Linked DNA regions of Homo sapiens: region 1 is linked to region 2. Evidence: read pairs that join two places in POLR2A ChIA-PET (ENCODE). Cell type or tissue: IMR-90. All regions are shown on one strand.

Region 1 (8,000 bases), 280 kb after region 2:
AAGAGGCCCAGGGAAGCCAAAGAATGGGACACCCCTGGTCTAGGGCATGGATAATATCAAACACTGATATCTAGCAAATATGAAACTCAATAGCAGGGTGCATTTAGAACTAGAAGATAGCCGGGTGCGGTGGCTCATGCCTGTAATCCCAGCACTTTGGGAGGCCAAGGCAGGTGGATCACCTGAGGTCAGGAGTTCGAGACCAGCCTGGCCAACCTGGTGAAACCCTATCTCTACTAAAAACACAAAAATCAGCTGGGTGCGGTGGCAGGTGCCTATAATCTCAGCTACTTGGGAGGCTGAGGCAGAAGAATCGCTTGAACCCAGGAGGTGGAAGTTGCAGTGAGCCAAGATCACGCCATTGCACTCCAGCCTGGGTGACAAAGCAAGACTCCATCTCAGAAAAAAAAAAAAAGAACTAGATGATAAACATGACCAGTGACTTTTATCTCCAAACTCCCAACACCAGCCATAAAAGGGCTCTTCCCAACTGCCTTCCAGAGTGCCACCTTCCTGGCCCTTCCCAGCCTCAGGAGTGTTTGCAGCATGTCTTTAATGATGGCTCGTGGTGGCCAGGCACTTCGGTCACAAGCAGAGGTTTGCAAGGTTATCACATTAACTGTGCCTGATCCCTTGCACCCAAGTTACAGGCTGAAGCCACAAAATTGTCTCCCAATCAGAGGCCTCTTGCCGAACGCCCCCACAAACACCAAGGCCCCTTAATCAGAGTTGAGTGGATGTGCCGGTGAACTCTGCAACAGGGAGAATGCTGATTTTTCCAATTGTGCAAAGTACCTCAGCAGTCTCCCTCTAATTTTCCTTTTCATGTTCTTTTGAGGAGGTTTGTGTATTGCCAGTCAAGGTTCTATGGCAAAACAAAAAACAAAACACAAAAAAAAGCCCACAACAGCGAAAACAACGACGACTAAATACAGAAAGCAGCAGAGAGCTGCCTGCTGAGCCTCCGCCTGGGCTGAGGCTCCCTGGGAGTCCGGCTCCATCCAGCCATGGTGCTCGAGTTGGGCATCTTAGCATGAGAAGCTGGAAGTACATGATCTCGGTGTTTTCATGACTTCTCACGAGCTGCCTTTGCAGACAGACCCCCTACCTCCTGGCACTCCACGCCTGCTTCAAATCTCAAGCCAGCCCGCCTTCTCCAAAGAGAAGCCACGTGGGATCCCTCCCTCTCCTGAGCTCCTAGAGAGCCCAGGATGGCAGTGGGAGGGAATGGGTGGTCACAGACTCTGGAGGAAGTCACTCTTCCGTAGAGCAACACGTATGGTGCCTGAGACACGTCGGCAGGTGTGGGTGGCGGCTGTGCGCAGCTGGTTGCAATGTGGCGAGGTGGGACCGCGGTGGGGTCTTGTGTTGAAGGTCCAGGTGCCGTGCACTTGGGGGCAGGGGCACCACTACAAGAACAGCTGAGTCCCATGGGCTGGAAAAGAGGTGTGGTAGGCCCCCGGGGGTGGGGAAAAGTTGACTTGGGTGAAGAGGGTCTTGGAACGCCAGGTAGTGATTTTAGAACACCTTCAGGATTCCCCGGGGAGCCACTGAGGGTGCCTGAGTGCAGAGTAGCATCGTGAGAGAAGTCCTTGAGTGTAGCCTGCCAGGCGGGTGGGCAAAGGGAATGGTGACATACAGCAAGCTTCACAGGCCCGACGTCAAGCTGTGTGATGAGCGTAACAGCAGCTGACACCTTCAGCACCAGCTATGTGAAGGCCCTAGGTCAGGGCACTTTACAGGAATTGACTTGTTAAGTCCTCCCATTGTTATCACCCCATTTTACAGGGAAGTAAAACAAGGCACATGGAGAAAGCAACTCAATTAAGACCACACAGCCAGCAAGCAGCAGAGCTAAGACTGGAAGCCCAGGGTCTGGCCCCAGAGCCGCACATGTCATCACCGCACAGCCTTGCTTGGCTGGGCTGTAATCCATCGGCAGACCCGGGAGGCAAGGAGGAGGACAGGCCTGTATGCTTGCTTAGAAATGAAAGGACTGAATCAGGAGCTGGAAACATGCCTCTCCTTTTGTATTAGTTATTCATTGCTGTGTAACAAGCTGCCCCAAAATGTTGTTTAAAACAATGCCCATTTGTTATCACCTAGGTGATGTGGGTCAGGAATCGGCGTGGGGCTTAGCTTGGTCCCCTGGCTCAGGGTCTCTCACAGGCTGCAATAAAGGGCTCTTGGGGGGCTGGAGCCATCTCAAGGGTGGACTTACAGGCTCACACCCGTGGCTGTCAGCAGCCTGCAAGGCCTTGCTGGCTGTGGGCTGGGGACTGCAGTTCCTGGCCATGTGGACAACCCAGAGGACAACTCACAACATAGCAGCTGGCTTCTCCAAGGGCAAGGGCTCCAAGACCGCCAGCAAGGCAGACAGCACAGCCTTTTCAGAACCCGGTCTTGGAAGGGATGTCTCATCACATTTCCTTGGAAGTCACAGGCCTCACCCACACTCAAGGAGCACGGGATTGCACAAGGGCACGAGTGTCAGGAGACAGGACTACTGGGTGCCATTCTAGAGACCGTCTGCCACAACTTTTAAAATCAGAGCTTATTTTATAGTTCTTTTTTGTTATTAAAAAAAAATTCATGATCAGCATTGAAAAACACAAAAAATTCATGATCAGCACTGAAAAATGCAAAAAAGTGTAAAATAAAAACTCTCCAGCTTTTCTGTCTCCTCTTTCATCATTAGCCCTTGTTGGACCTCCTTTGTCCCTTGCTACTGCTGTGGCTCAGCCTGGGTCCCGCTTCATCCCTCAGAACTGGGACTTTTCTCCTTGTCTGGGTACTTTGTCCTCATACACGCCCCACACTCCCAGAAGCCCCCATCCCAGCATTTATGACCACTGACTCTCCTGTCTCTTCCATGAATGCAGACAAACCATTCATGTTCCCAGCCAGAGCCAGTTCTCTGCCTGTGCACCGGGCCCCGCCCCACAGCCTCCTGAAGGGCTTTGCAATGTTTGCCTCTCCCCTGCATCATTTTCCCTTTCTCCTGGAATGTTCCCATTCAACAAACAAGTCTGCTGCTATTTCTCCCGTTGAAAAGAAAATAACCCCCCGCACCCCCCCACCCGTGACCCATTCTCCTCTCCAACTTCCTTCCCTTTCCAGCAAAGCTGATTTCTCCCCTGGCAGCTCTGCTCTCAGACTTCCTGCTCCTCCCCGAAAATCCTGACCCCACTAAGGGCCACTACCACTTTGCCATTGACTGTGTCTCTGTGGCATCACTGTTCTTGCTTCTTAATCTTCATGGCAGAGGACAGGCCTCACTGAGGGCTAAGAGAGCTAAGGGAATCATAGTGTGGAAGGGAACAAGTTAAGTTCCACAATTTGAGTCACTGCCCATCATTCCTGGGAAGCACCACAGGAAGTTCAGCCCTGCACAGGGCCCCCTCATCCCTGTCCCTGTGCCCTAAGACCCAGCGTGGGCAATTCCAAGTCTCTTCCTCTCATCTAGAGCACTGCCCCCTTCAAGCCTCTTGCCCTTCCAATCTCTGCCTGTCTTCAAGGAAACCACTCCCACTGCCAATATCATGAATACAAAGTGGCTGAAATAAGGCATAATGTATTTTTTCCTCTCATGTACAAAACTTGGTATGGTGGCACTACTCTATAATTGAGTAAAGGGCCCTCATCAATGTGACATTCCTCATCCACATCATTCAAGAAAAGTCACTGCCATGTTTGCGCCTCATCAGGAAGAGGAAAAGGAGAAGGGGATAGCATGCCCCTGCCTTTTAATGCCCCAACCCAGGAGTTTCAATCAGCAGTTGCTCTCACAGCCAACTGGCTAGGACTTAGTCACATGGCCATCCCCTGCTGCAAGGGATGCTGGGAAATGTAGTCTTTAGCTGAGTAGTAGGTGCCCAGTTAAAAACTCTATTGCTATGGAAGAAGGAGAGTATTAAAGATATCAAAGGGCACTGAGCAATGCCTGCCACCCAGAACCCTATCCCGCAGCACTGCCTTTTCCCACCTGTGAATACAATGCTCCTGGGAGGAATTGAGGGAGACTCTGGAGGTCTAGCAGCCTTCAAAGTGTCCTGATTTGCCCTAGTAGACAGCAGGCTGCTGCTGGATCAGACACACACGTCTCCCAAGGACCTCATGAATTCTTAGAGGTAGCGTGGTCAAAGTTCATGCTAAGGAAAACACGGCTGCCTTACTGCTTCTTACTCAGCAGCCACCCCACCGGCCCTGTGCCGAAAGCATTGTATGTTGATGCTATAACTGTCATTTCTCTTTCCATTTCCTCCTGCTTTCGGCCCATGCCCTGCATCTTAGGAGGCAGAATCCAGGCCTCCTGTGCTCCTAAGTTGTCATCATCCAGTGACACGAAGGCCTGCCTTTGTATTTACGTGCAGCATCTGCCCTGGGACCAGACCAATTAAACTCTACCTGAAACACCAGCCTCCCATTCCACTGCCTGCTGGAAAGGAGGTCATGGGGAATTTAGGATCCTCCTGAGCCTGGTAACTGGGGGCTGGGCAAGGGGCTCCTCCCTCCATGACGGAGAGAATCTCATGTAGCTACTGCCCAATAAAACACATGGGATTTGGCTCAGGTGTTCCCTGAGCCAGGGAGCCTGGGACCTGGAAAATACCTGGGTGTCTTTTGAAGTTGTTTCTGGTTGGATTCTTTTCTCTACTATAAAGGTAGTATTTGTTCATAATAGAATACAGTATGTGAAAGTACATAACAGAGTATAGAAAAGGAAAAAATTGGCCAGGTGTGGTGGTTCATGCCTGTAATCCCAGCACTTTGGGAGGCCGAGGCGGGCAGATCACCTGAGGTCAGGAGTTCGAGACCAGCCTGGCCAACATGGTGAAACCCGTCTCTACTAAAAATACAAAAAAAAAAAAGAAAAAAAAGAAAGAAAAGAAAAATAGCTGGGCATGGTGGCGCATGCCTCTAATCCCAACTACTTGGGAGGCTGAGGCAGGAGAATCGTTTGAACCCAGGAGGTGGAGTTTGCAGTGAGCTGAGACCGCGCCACTGCACTCCAGCCTGGGAGACAGAGCAAGCCTCTGTCTCAACAAAAAAAAAAAAAAAAAAAAAAAAAAAAAAGGGAAAAATCACTCCAATCATCCCAAGTCTCAGCTCCTACTCTTTTGCTATATGTCCTTCAAACCAGCTATGTATTTATTTTGCTGAATTTATGCTGGTTTTATCTTTTGTATCTTGCTTTTTTTCATTTAATGTTTTTCCATCCAGTGAACACACCCTAATTTGCCATTCCCCTCTTCTTGAACATGAGATTGTCTCTAGGGTATCTCTTGCAAATAGGATAATTGTCAATGATGTAACGGGTCTCTATGCAACTTGCAAAAGTGATCAGTCTTGGTGTCCTCCTCATCCTAGTGTTTGGTTCCAAGCAACAGAAACCAATGCTGGCAGATTTCAGCAGAAAAGGAAAATCAGATGCAGAAGATAGGCAGGAACAAGGGAGGCAAGACAGCACGAATCACAATGGAAGCATGCTGCAGATCTTCTCTGATGAGAAGCCAGGGCTACCCCTACCTATCCCAACACCAGACCCTCCAGTAAAACTGCAGCGGCCCACACCACCTTGTCACCAGAGCCCACAGCTCTATGATGGGCAGCACAGATACTGCTGCTCATAAACTTGAATGCCTCACCCAGTTCTACACTAGAAAACATTTCCTACCTTTTCTGATTCTTCCCACCACCAGCTCCCAATTCAAAATCTTGATCCAAAAAGATGAAATGTATAAATAATACTATTTATAATGACATCAAAATATCAAGTACTTAAGAAGAAATCTAATAAAAGATGCACAACACCCAACACACACACACACACTCACACACACACACCTGCAATTAAATTAAGGACAATCTAAATAAACAGAGGTCTATATCATGCCCATGAATTGAATGACTCTGTTAGTAAAAGTGTCAATTCCCTCAAAATTGATCTATAGATCCAATACAATCCCAATCAAAATTCCAGCATTGTGTGTGTGCACATGTGTAAGTTGATTCTGAAATGTTTATGGAGCCCCAAGGGCCAGGAGTAGCCAGGGCAACCATAAAAGAGAAGTGGGTTGGAGGATTTAGCCCGCCAGATATCAAGAATTCGTAGCGTATAGCTTCCATGATGCTTCTGGGGTAAGGACTGAAAAAGAGACCAGTGGAACGGGATAGAAAGTCCAGAAACAAGAGATTTGTGTTAAGTGAGCAGATTTTAGCTGCTCTGTTCACAAAAAAAAGTAACTATGTGAGATGACAGGTATGTTACACTAATTCACTATGGTAACCATTTTACTATGTATATGTATCTTATAACATCATGCTGTCAAGTTTATTTCAAAAATAAATTTTACATAAAATCTTAGCAGTGTTATTCATAATAGACAAAAAGTGGGAAAATTCTATTTTTTTAAAGTACAGAAACTTTATTCCTCAAAGGGGAAATAGGTTAATAATAATAAGAAGAAGAATTAAGGCCAGGTGTGGTGGCTCATGCCTATAATCCCAGCACTTTGGGAGGCCAAGGCCAGAGGATTACTTGAGCCCAGGAGTTTGAGACCAGCCTGGGCAACATAGTGAGACCCCATGTTTACAAAAATTAAAAAATTAGCTGGGTGACGTGACAAGTGCCTATAGTCCCAGCTACTTGGGAGGCGAAGGCAGGAGGATTGCTTGAGACCAGGAGGTCAAGGCTACAGTAAGGTATGATCGTGCCACTGCACTCCAGCATGGGCAACAGAGCAAGACCCTGTATCTAGGGGGAAAAAAATGATAAGCCTTGTGAAAGAGAAATGAAAACAGCATCCACACATAAACTTGTACCTCTGTGTTCATCGGCAGCATTGTCCACAGTAACCAAAGGTAGAAACCATCCTAAGGCCCATTGACTGATGAATGGATAAGCAAAATGTGGTCTATCAATACGATTGATAGTATTCAACCATAAAGAGGAATGAACCATGGACACATGCCACATGTGGGCCTTGAAAACGTGATGCTAAGTGGAAAAAGCCAGATGCAAGAGGCTGCATAGCATATGATTCCATCTGTTGGAAATGTCCAGAAAAGGCAGATCCACAGAGAAAGATTAGTGGTTGCCAGGGGCTGGGGAAAAGGGGGAAGAAAAGGGTGAATAACTACAAATGGGTACAGGGTTTCTTTGGCGGATGATGAAAATGTTCTCAGATGGTGATGGTGGCTGTCCAACATAACAAAATCCATCGAACTATATACTCTAAACGAGTGAACTTTACGGTATGTAAGTTATTTTTCAATAAAGTGGTTTCAAAAAAATAAAAAGGTGAACCCTACCATTTCTAGGTGCTTTGGAGTTTACCGTTTTTCTCCTTGCATTCTGGAGTCAGAGTGAGAAGGCATCTCAGCTCTACCACAGCTGAATGATGTGTTGGGCTTCGGTTTCCTCATCTGTAAAATGGGGATAAAGGGCCTCTCCTTGGAGCTGCCATGAAGATTGAATTAGATGCCCTCTGTGAAGATGCAGGGCAGGTGGAGAGCACAGTAAGCGTCTCGGGGGGCCACGCCATCACCGCCAGCAGGGCTCACCAGTATCTTTGCCCAGAGAATAGCCGGGGTCTAGGGAGCAGCCAGGGTCTAGGGAGAAGGGCTGCTTCCCTGTGGAGGCTCCTAACTTTCCCATCTCCTCCCTGTTTCTCCCCTGCCCACCCCTTACTCCTGGAAGTGTGACTCGCTGCCTCCTCCCGTGACTCCCCTACATTGCATCTCCCCAGTTACTGTCGTTATCTCTCATCTCTTCTTTCCAAACAGCCTCTGTCTAGCACCTTGGAGCTCGCATGGGAATTCATGGGTGGGTGGATTCCAAGCTTGGCTTCATCAGATGACAACTAAAAGGCAGAGGCCTGGGGGGGCAAGGGAGCTCCAGGATCTGTCTCCCTTTGGAGAAGCCCAGGTTCACCTTCCCAGCAAGCTGCTCCGGCCCCACGCCCCTGGCCCTCAATAACCTTCAGTGGCTCCCTTCT
Region 2 (8,000 bases):
AATTTAAGTTGTTGAAGTTTTGGTATAAAGATGTTTATGATAGCCCTTAAAAGTCTGTAGGATCTGTGTTAATAATAAATACCCTTTCAGTTTCTGCACTGGTAGTTTGTATTCTCTCGTTTTTACTTCAACAGTCTAGCTAAGAGTTTATTAATTTTGTTGATCTCAAATAATCAACTTTTGGCTTTTTTTCCTTCTTTTTTGTCTGTCTGTTTTCTATTTCATTTATTTCTGCTCTTACTGTTATTTTTTCCTTTCTTCCACTTAATTTGGCTTTACTTTGCTCTTCTCTTTTCTAACTCCTCAAGGTGGATCTTCAGGTAATTGATTTTAGATTGCTCTTGCTTTCTAATGTAAGTATTTAAAGTTCTGAGCTTCCCTCTAACAACTATTGTGGCTGAATCCCACAGATTTTGATAGGATGTATTTTCATTGTCTTTCAATTCAAATTATTTTCTGATTTCCCTCGTGATTTCATCTTGAATTCATGAGTCATTTGTAGACGCATGAAACATTTATAGATATTTGGGGTTTTGCTAGACATCCTACTATTACTGATTTCTAATTAGGTTCAGTTGTTGTCAGAGTACACACCCTACATGATTTCTATTCTTTTAAAATTAATGAGACTTGTTTTCTGGCCCAGCATATGGTCTTTCTTGGTGAAATGTACCACATACAGTTGCTAGGTATAGTGTGCTATAGTTATCAGTCAGATCAAGGTGATGAATAGTTATGTTTATATTAGGTTGGTGCAAAAGTAATTGCGGTTTTTGCCATTTAATTTCAATTAAATAAGTAATTAAAAATAATTACTCATATTAATATATTGAGTAATTATTAATTAATCAATAAGTGTAATTATTAACATTAGTTAACATCATATTGAGTAATTATTATTAATTATTTTACTAATTTCTTATATATTTGTTCTTTTAATTGCTGAGAAAGGGTATTAAAATCTCTCTTTGTGATAGTGGGATTTGTGTGCATTTCTTCCCTTTATTAATTTTGTTTATATATTTTGAAGCTATATTATATATTTTAGACAAATCAAAATTTACACTTTTATGCCTTTCTAATCATTCCTTTTATTATGTAAAATGTCTCTCCTTATCTCTGATATTGCTGTATTGAAAGTTATTAATATTAATATCAACATAAGTATTAATATTAATCTATATGAGTAATTAAAAATAATTGCTCATAATATAATATTAAGTAATTATTATTAATTAACTGATCAATATGCATAATTATTAACATTAGTTAACATCTTATTGAGTAATTATTATTAATAATGTCTCATATTGATTAATTAATATCATTATAGCCACCCTGACATCTTGTGTTTATTCTTTGCATCTTGTGTTTATTCTTTTCAGTTTATTTACTTTTGTCTTATTTGTGTTTTTGTATTCAAAGTAAATCTCTTGTAGGCAGCACATAATTGGGTGTTGCTTTTAAAAATCCATATTGTCAATTTCTTCCTTTTCATTGGAGTGTTTAGAACATTAACATTTAATGCTGATCTTTTCTCTTTTTTGGTTCCTTTATTCCCCTTTCTCTGCATGCTTTTGGATTATTTGAATATTTTATAGTATTCCATATTAATTTATCTGTTGGCTGTTTGGCTGCATTTCCCTGTGTGTATGTAGTTGCTCTATGCATGGTTTCTTTGATTCTATCCTGTTTGGGGTTCTCTGAGTTTCTTGAATCTGTAAACTTATGTCTTACACTAAATATATAAGATTTTCAGTCATGTCTTCAAAGATTTTTCTGCTCCCATCTCACTCTCCTCTCTTTCTGGACTAGTTATAATGTTTAAGAGCTTTGGATATGGCTTCACAGGTTCCTGATGCTCTTTGTTCCTTTCCTTCTTCAATCTTTTTTTCCTCTGTGTCCTTCTGATTGACTCATTTTATTGATCTATGGGTTTGCTGACTTTTGCCTTTCTCATTTCCATTCTGCTATTGATCCATCCAGTGATTTTTAAACATTTCAAATATTTTCTTTGTTATTTCTAAAATTCCAATATCCTCTTTTAATACTTTCTCTGCCAGGATTTCTTATTTGCTTATTCATTTCAAATGTATTTCCTTGATCTCATTGAGTAGAGTTGTAGTAGATGCTTTAAATTCTTTGTCTGATAATTTCAATGTCTGAGTCATCTTGGTGCTTTCATCTGTTAATTTTTTTATCCTTTGAGAATGGGCTGCATGTTCCTGTTTCTTTGTATGTCAAATAATTTTGGATTGTATCATAGACAATCTTAATGTCATATTATATAGACTCTACATTCTGTTAAGATCCTCTGAATTATGTAGATGTCTTTGTTTTAGCAGGCTATTGATTCATACATATGTGTGCATCCACATAACCACTGCTATAATAGTCAGGGTTTTCCAGAGAAATAGAACCAACAGGAGATGTGTGTGTGTGGTGTGTGTGCATGGATGTGTGTGTGTGCCTGTGTGTGTGGATGTGCGTGTGTGCATATGTGTGTGTGTGCGTGTGTGTGTGTGTGCGCATGTGTGTGTATTTCTTTATTTACCGTAAGTTATTGGTTCATAGGATTATGGAGGCTGAGAAGTCCCACAAGCTGCCCTCTGCAAGCTGGAGACCCAGGAAAGCCAGTGGTGTAGTTTGAAGGCCTGAGAGTCAGAGAACCAATGGTGTTGATTCCAATCTAGATCTGAAGGCCTGAGAACCATGAGTGCTGACAGAAAGAGACTGATGTCTCAGCTCAGGCCATCAGGCAGAGTTAATTCACCCTTCATCCATCTATTAGTTCTATTCAGACCCACAATAGGTTGGATGGTGTTCACCCACCCTGAGAAGGGCCATCTGCTTGACTCAGCCCATGAATTCAAATGCCAGTCTCCTCCAGACCTTCATAGACACGCCGAGAAATCACTCACTGGCTATCTGGCATCCTGTGGCCCAGCCTAGCTGGCCCACAAAATGAACAATCACAACCACTTAGATCAATAGGTGGATCATTTCTAGTCCCTCCAGAATTCCCACTCCAAGGGTGTACTCACTTCACAAGTAATCATCATTCTGACTTATTTAACCATTGGTTAGTTTTGTCCATTCCTGAATATCACATAAACAGAACCACACAATATGTGTTTTAAAACATCTGGCTTCTTTTCTTAAAACATAGTATCTGTGGGATGCCTCCATGCTGTTAAATGTAGAAATAGTTCATGACTTTTCATTACTGGGTGATACCACATTGCATGAACATACTGCAGTCTATTGATCTAGTCCCTTGCTGATGGACAGCTGGGCTGTTTCCAGTTTAGGACAACAGGCTGGGCATTTTAGGAGGCAGCACAGAGCAGAATGGCTACAGGCATGTCTCTTACAGCCACACAACCCCGACTCAAATCCTAGCTCTGCTGCAGACCAGCTGTGTGACCTTGGGCAAGTGACTCACCCTCGCTGAGCTGCAGTTTCCTCTTCTGTGAAGTGGAGATTATGGTAGCAGTACTTACTCAGAGGGTTGTCATGAGGATCAAGTAAGAAGTCACATGAAATCACAGCCTGCAGCCTACCAGAGCCAGAGCCCAGTAAATGGCAGCTGTTAAATGATTATTGTGGGAGGAGGTAGCAATTATGAATGTCAGCTCTGAAATCTGATCTGAATTCACATTTCAGGCTAAATGAAGCAATCATTAGTAAACACTCAGCATAGGGCTAGCAAATAATAAGCTCACAATTTATTATCCTTATTGATACCTGATATGTAAATACTAGTAGCCTTTACAACAAGCATTCCCATGATAGGTTTTGCCATTTGATAGAGAACAGAACTGTTTCTCAGGGATGTGCAGCATTTCTGGTCACAGAGCAAGAACAAGGTGGTGTAGGGACCCTGCTTATCCTACCCTGCCCTCCAGATGCAGGGACCCCACTCCCACCCACCCCTACAGCCTCACCTTGAGTATCAGAGAAGGTGATGGTGGAGAGCCACCTCCCAGACTGGCCTGGGCTGCTTCCTGGGCCCATTTCTGTCCCTCTCTGGGTTTCACAGCTTCCCATCCCACCCAAAGGTGCACTGGTGCTGACCCTGGGCAGTGCTGTGGGCAGTGAAGGCCGGATGAGGTCCCTGAGTGACAGCAGGCTCTGAATTGCCGCAAGTGTCACCATGGTAAAGTTTCTTTCCTGCTCTGTGCCTCAGTTTCCTCATCTGTGAAGGGGCAATGGTGATAGCATCTGCTTCACAGGGGCCCTGTGGGTGCTGAATCAGAGGGCCCAGGTGAGGTTACGCCTGGGGTCAGGGCAGGGCCACCAGGGGTGTCCGGGGGCCACGCGAGCCTTTGAGAGGTGCCGCAGGTCTTGAGTCCACATACCAACTGCCACCCACACAGGCCGACGTCCCTTCCAACGGTGCAGCGGGGCTAAGGTCACTTGCAATCGTGGAGAAGAGACAGTGACCTGGGGTTGGGGCAGGAGCCTACGTCAAGACAGAGTCACGGATGGGTGGGGCTCAGTCCCTCCCTTGGAGGGAACCCCCCAGGACTGTGGCAGACCCCCTTGCAAGGTCCTCATCGGCTCCAGGGCAGGCCCAGCCTCTGCCATGGGTGTGAGGGAGAGTTGAGGGCTCTATGACGCCCCCCTCCCCAGATAACTCAAGGCCCGGGGAGGGAGCTTTGGGTTGAGATGGTGTCGTCAGGGGCTAGTGGGCAGGTGTGCAAAGCCCCAGGCTGGGCCCAGAGAAATTCAGCAGCAGGTTTCAGGGCAGCAGGAGGTCGGCTGGGAGGGTGGATCCTTATGCATCTCTCTGTCTCATCCCCTCTGACCGCCTCAGCCAGGGGGAGAGAATGGAGCTCGGTGAGCAGCCCCAGTGGGCCTGCTATGAATTACAGGACCCCCTGCAAATTCACACACATGCTTGCCCCCTGCTGTGCTACTGACAGCAAAGGCAGAATCTGAGCTGCTGGGACTTGCCCAAGGCTGCCAGCTGCAGATGCTGGAGCCAGACAGAAGCCCAGGCCGCCTTCACAGTCTGCATAGTTCCAGTGCAACAAGGAACCTAAAGGGTTAACCAGCATTAGCACAGGGCCCAGCAAGTCACTCCCAGGTACCTGCTCAAGAGAACAGAAAACATGTCTGCACAAAAACCTGCACAGCCAAGCTCACAGCAGCACCATCCACAGCAGCCACAGTGCAACAACCCAATGTCCACAGCAACTGACGCACAGAGAAACCAACTGTGGTCTAGCCACACAAGGGAATATTATTCAGCCCTGAAAAGGAATGCACTCCTGGTCCATGCTGCAAACATGCATGAACCTCAAAAACATTAGGCCAAGTAAAAGAAGCCAGTCACAACAAAACTAAATGTCGTAGAATTCCATTTAATGAAATGCCCAGAGTTGGCAAGTCTGTAGAGGGATAGAGTAGAAGGGTGGTTACTGGGGCTGGGGAATGAATGGGGGGTGGGGAAGTTGTGGGGCATGGCTGGAAGGTGTGGAGTTTCTTTCCAGGAGAATGAAAATATCCTAACATTGATTCTGGTGTTGGATGCCCGAGTCTGAATATACTGAAGACCACTGAATTGCACATTTCACATGGGTGGACTGCTGGTTCGTGAATTCCACCTCGATGAAGCTGTGGGTGAATCACTTGAGATTAGGAGTTCGAAACCAGCCTGTACAACATAGTGAAACCCTGTCTCTACTAAAAACATAAAAAATAAAAAATAGCCAGGCATGGTGGGGGGCACCTGTAATCCCAGCTACTTGGGAGGGTGAGGCAGGAGAATCACTTGAACCCAGGAGGTGGAGGTTGCAGTGAGCCGAGATCCTGCCACTGCACTCGAGCCTGGGTGACAAAGCGAGACTCTGTCTCAAAAAAGAAAAAAAGAAAAGTAAAGAATGCTGGACCATGTGGGAAGTGCCTAGCCTTGGGTCAAACCCCTTGCAGGTGCCCAAGAGATGGATGGAGACCACACAGAGGCATGCCCAGCCCAGCACCCTTCCCAAATGCACTGGATATGCATTAGCCGCCCTCCTTATTCTGTGCCTCCCAAAGCACCCACCCAGGTCCAGGCTCTGGGACTCTCAGACTCTGCCGGTCCCCTGCCCTGGGCCAGGTCCTGGGTTGGGTATGGAGAGCTGAGAGCCCAGAGCCAACCAAACCGTGGTGCCCTGGTAGCCTGCAGCTTGTTCATTTTGCTGGCAGCGAGACCCCTTGAGATCCAACTGCCCAAATGAAACATAAAGAGGCCGAAGCGCATGGTGGTAAAAGATGTGAGTCCCCAGATCGAAGCTTGGGGCAATTCTGCATGAGTTAGTTACACCGCTGCAACAAAGACACCTAAAAACACAGGGGCTCAATCCCTGCGTCAAGATCTCACATAAAAGGGAGATAGGCAGCCCAGGGCTGATTGGTGGCCTGACAGTGCCAGGGGCCTGGCTCCTTCTATCTCTCTCCCTCGCCATCCTCAGCAAGTCACTTCCATCTTGGGTCCAAGATGGGGAGGGAGGAGGGGACACCTCTTGCCATTAAGGGCAAGGCTTAAAAGGGCTTATGGAGCTTCAGCTGGAGTGGCCTCAATCAGAACTTATTCATGGCTGGGATGTGTTGCAAGGGAGTCTGGGAAATGCAGTGTTTATCTGGGAGGCCACGTGCCCAGCGAAGCATTATTACATTATTGTACAATAGGATGGGATGGGAGAGAAAGGAAGGAAAGAGGGAGGGGGAGGATGAAGAGAAGGAAGGAGGGAGGGAGAGGAGTAGGGAGGGAAAGAAGGAGGGAGGAAAGAAGGGAGGGAGGGAGAGGAGAAGGAGGAAAGGATGGATGGAAGGAAGAAAGGAAGGAAAGAGGGAGGGAGGGAGGAGAGAAGGAAGGAAGGAGCGAGAAAGGAGGGAAAGAGGGAGGGAAGAGAGAGGGAAGGAAAGGAGGGAGGAAGGAAGGGAGGGAAGAAAGATGGATGGAGGGAGGGAGGGAAGAATAGAAGGAAAGAAGGAGAGAGGGAAGGAGGGAGGAAGGAAGGAGGGAAGGAGGGAGGAAAGAAGGAGGGAGGAAGGAAGGGAGGGAGGGAAGAGGAAACACTGGACTCTAAGCATGTACAGTAAGCATTGTGAGCCTCAGTTTCCTCGTCTGTAGAGAGGGAAGCAGTTTCAAAGGCTGCTTGGAAGACTGATTGACGAGGCACAGTGCACCCGCAGGTAAAGGGGGACTACCTCACTGTTCTCCCGCCCCCGAAGACCTCCATGCTGGGCCAGGAGGACAGAGCGGGAGGTCTGCCCACTGCCCAGGAGCACCCCAGTGGGTGGAGTGAAGACTGGGCTGGCACACTGAGACAGTGGAGTCCACCGGGAGCTCAGGGGACTCAGGGACTCTTCAGCCCCTATCTGGGAACCCACTAGGGTTGGGACCCCTGTGCCAGACCTGGCCCAGCTCGGGGAGGGCTCTGCACTACCCGCTGCCTGTGGTCTGGCCCAGCCCCTGCCAGCACCGGCCCATGGTGATGTCACTCAGCATGCCCAGTGCCTGCAGCACTTCTCTGGTCTCTGGCCCCAGACCCACTGGCCGGCCGGACGCTCGATATATTCTGTTTTGAAAGAAAACAAACTCTTTTGAAACACTGCTGCTGGGAGCACAGGCTGAAAGTCTCGCCCCCACACTCCTTTCCCCTCCCATGGGAGCTGGTGCACATCTGAGCATCGGGGAAACCTGACAGGTGGGGCCACATGTGGGGCAGATGCCCCTTCCCCACCCTCCAAGGCAGCAGACGGGTACAGAGCCCCTGCTGTGTGGCTGCCTGGGATGCAGAGACAGCATTGAGACTGAAGGCAATAGGGAGCTATTGAAGGATTGAGAGGGAGAGTGACTGGGTCAGATAAGTGTCTCAGGAAGTTGGGGCAGTGCGACCCCCATTGGAAACATGTTGCAGTTGGTGTGAGTTGAACTAGGGGCACGATGGGGTGACAAATGTGAATGACATTTAACACAAGAAGCCACGGAGTTAGTGGCCACTCAG

What was found. ChIA-PET counts read pairs that join two places held together with the same protein. Peaks named below come from ENCODE experiments on the same cell type or tissue, not always from the same donor. Only the 100,000 strongest peaks of a DNase experiment are listed, where the experiment ranks them.
Region 1: POLR2A ChIA-PET joins it to region 2 with 11 read pairs; 9 of 35 experiments call an interaction of 5 or more read pairs at or near these places.

What each region holds. Positions count from the first base shown.
Region 1 is chr11:69,626,421-69,634,420 of GRCh38, forward strand. No RefSeq gene overlaps it. Among named protein-coding and RNA genes, the nearest start is that of CCND1, 11 kb to the right of the region's middle. In IMR-90, no CTCF peak of the experiment used is centred here; no DNase peak of the experiment used is centred here.
Region 2 is chr11:69,349,459-69,357,458 of GRCh38, forward strand. All of the region lies in intron 2 of LOC105369370 (a long non-coding RNA gene), which reads left to right. Among named protein-coding and RNA genes, the nearest start is that of MYEOV, 59 kb to the left of the region's middle. In IMR-90, no CTCF peak of the experiment used is centred here; DNase peaks (open chromatin) are centred at 2,163 and 3,473; H3K27ac peaks cover 1,755 bases.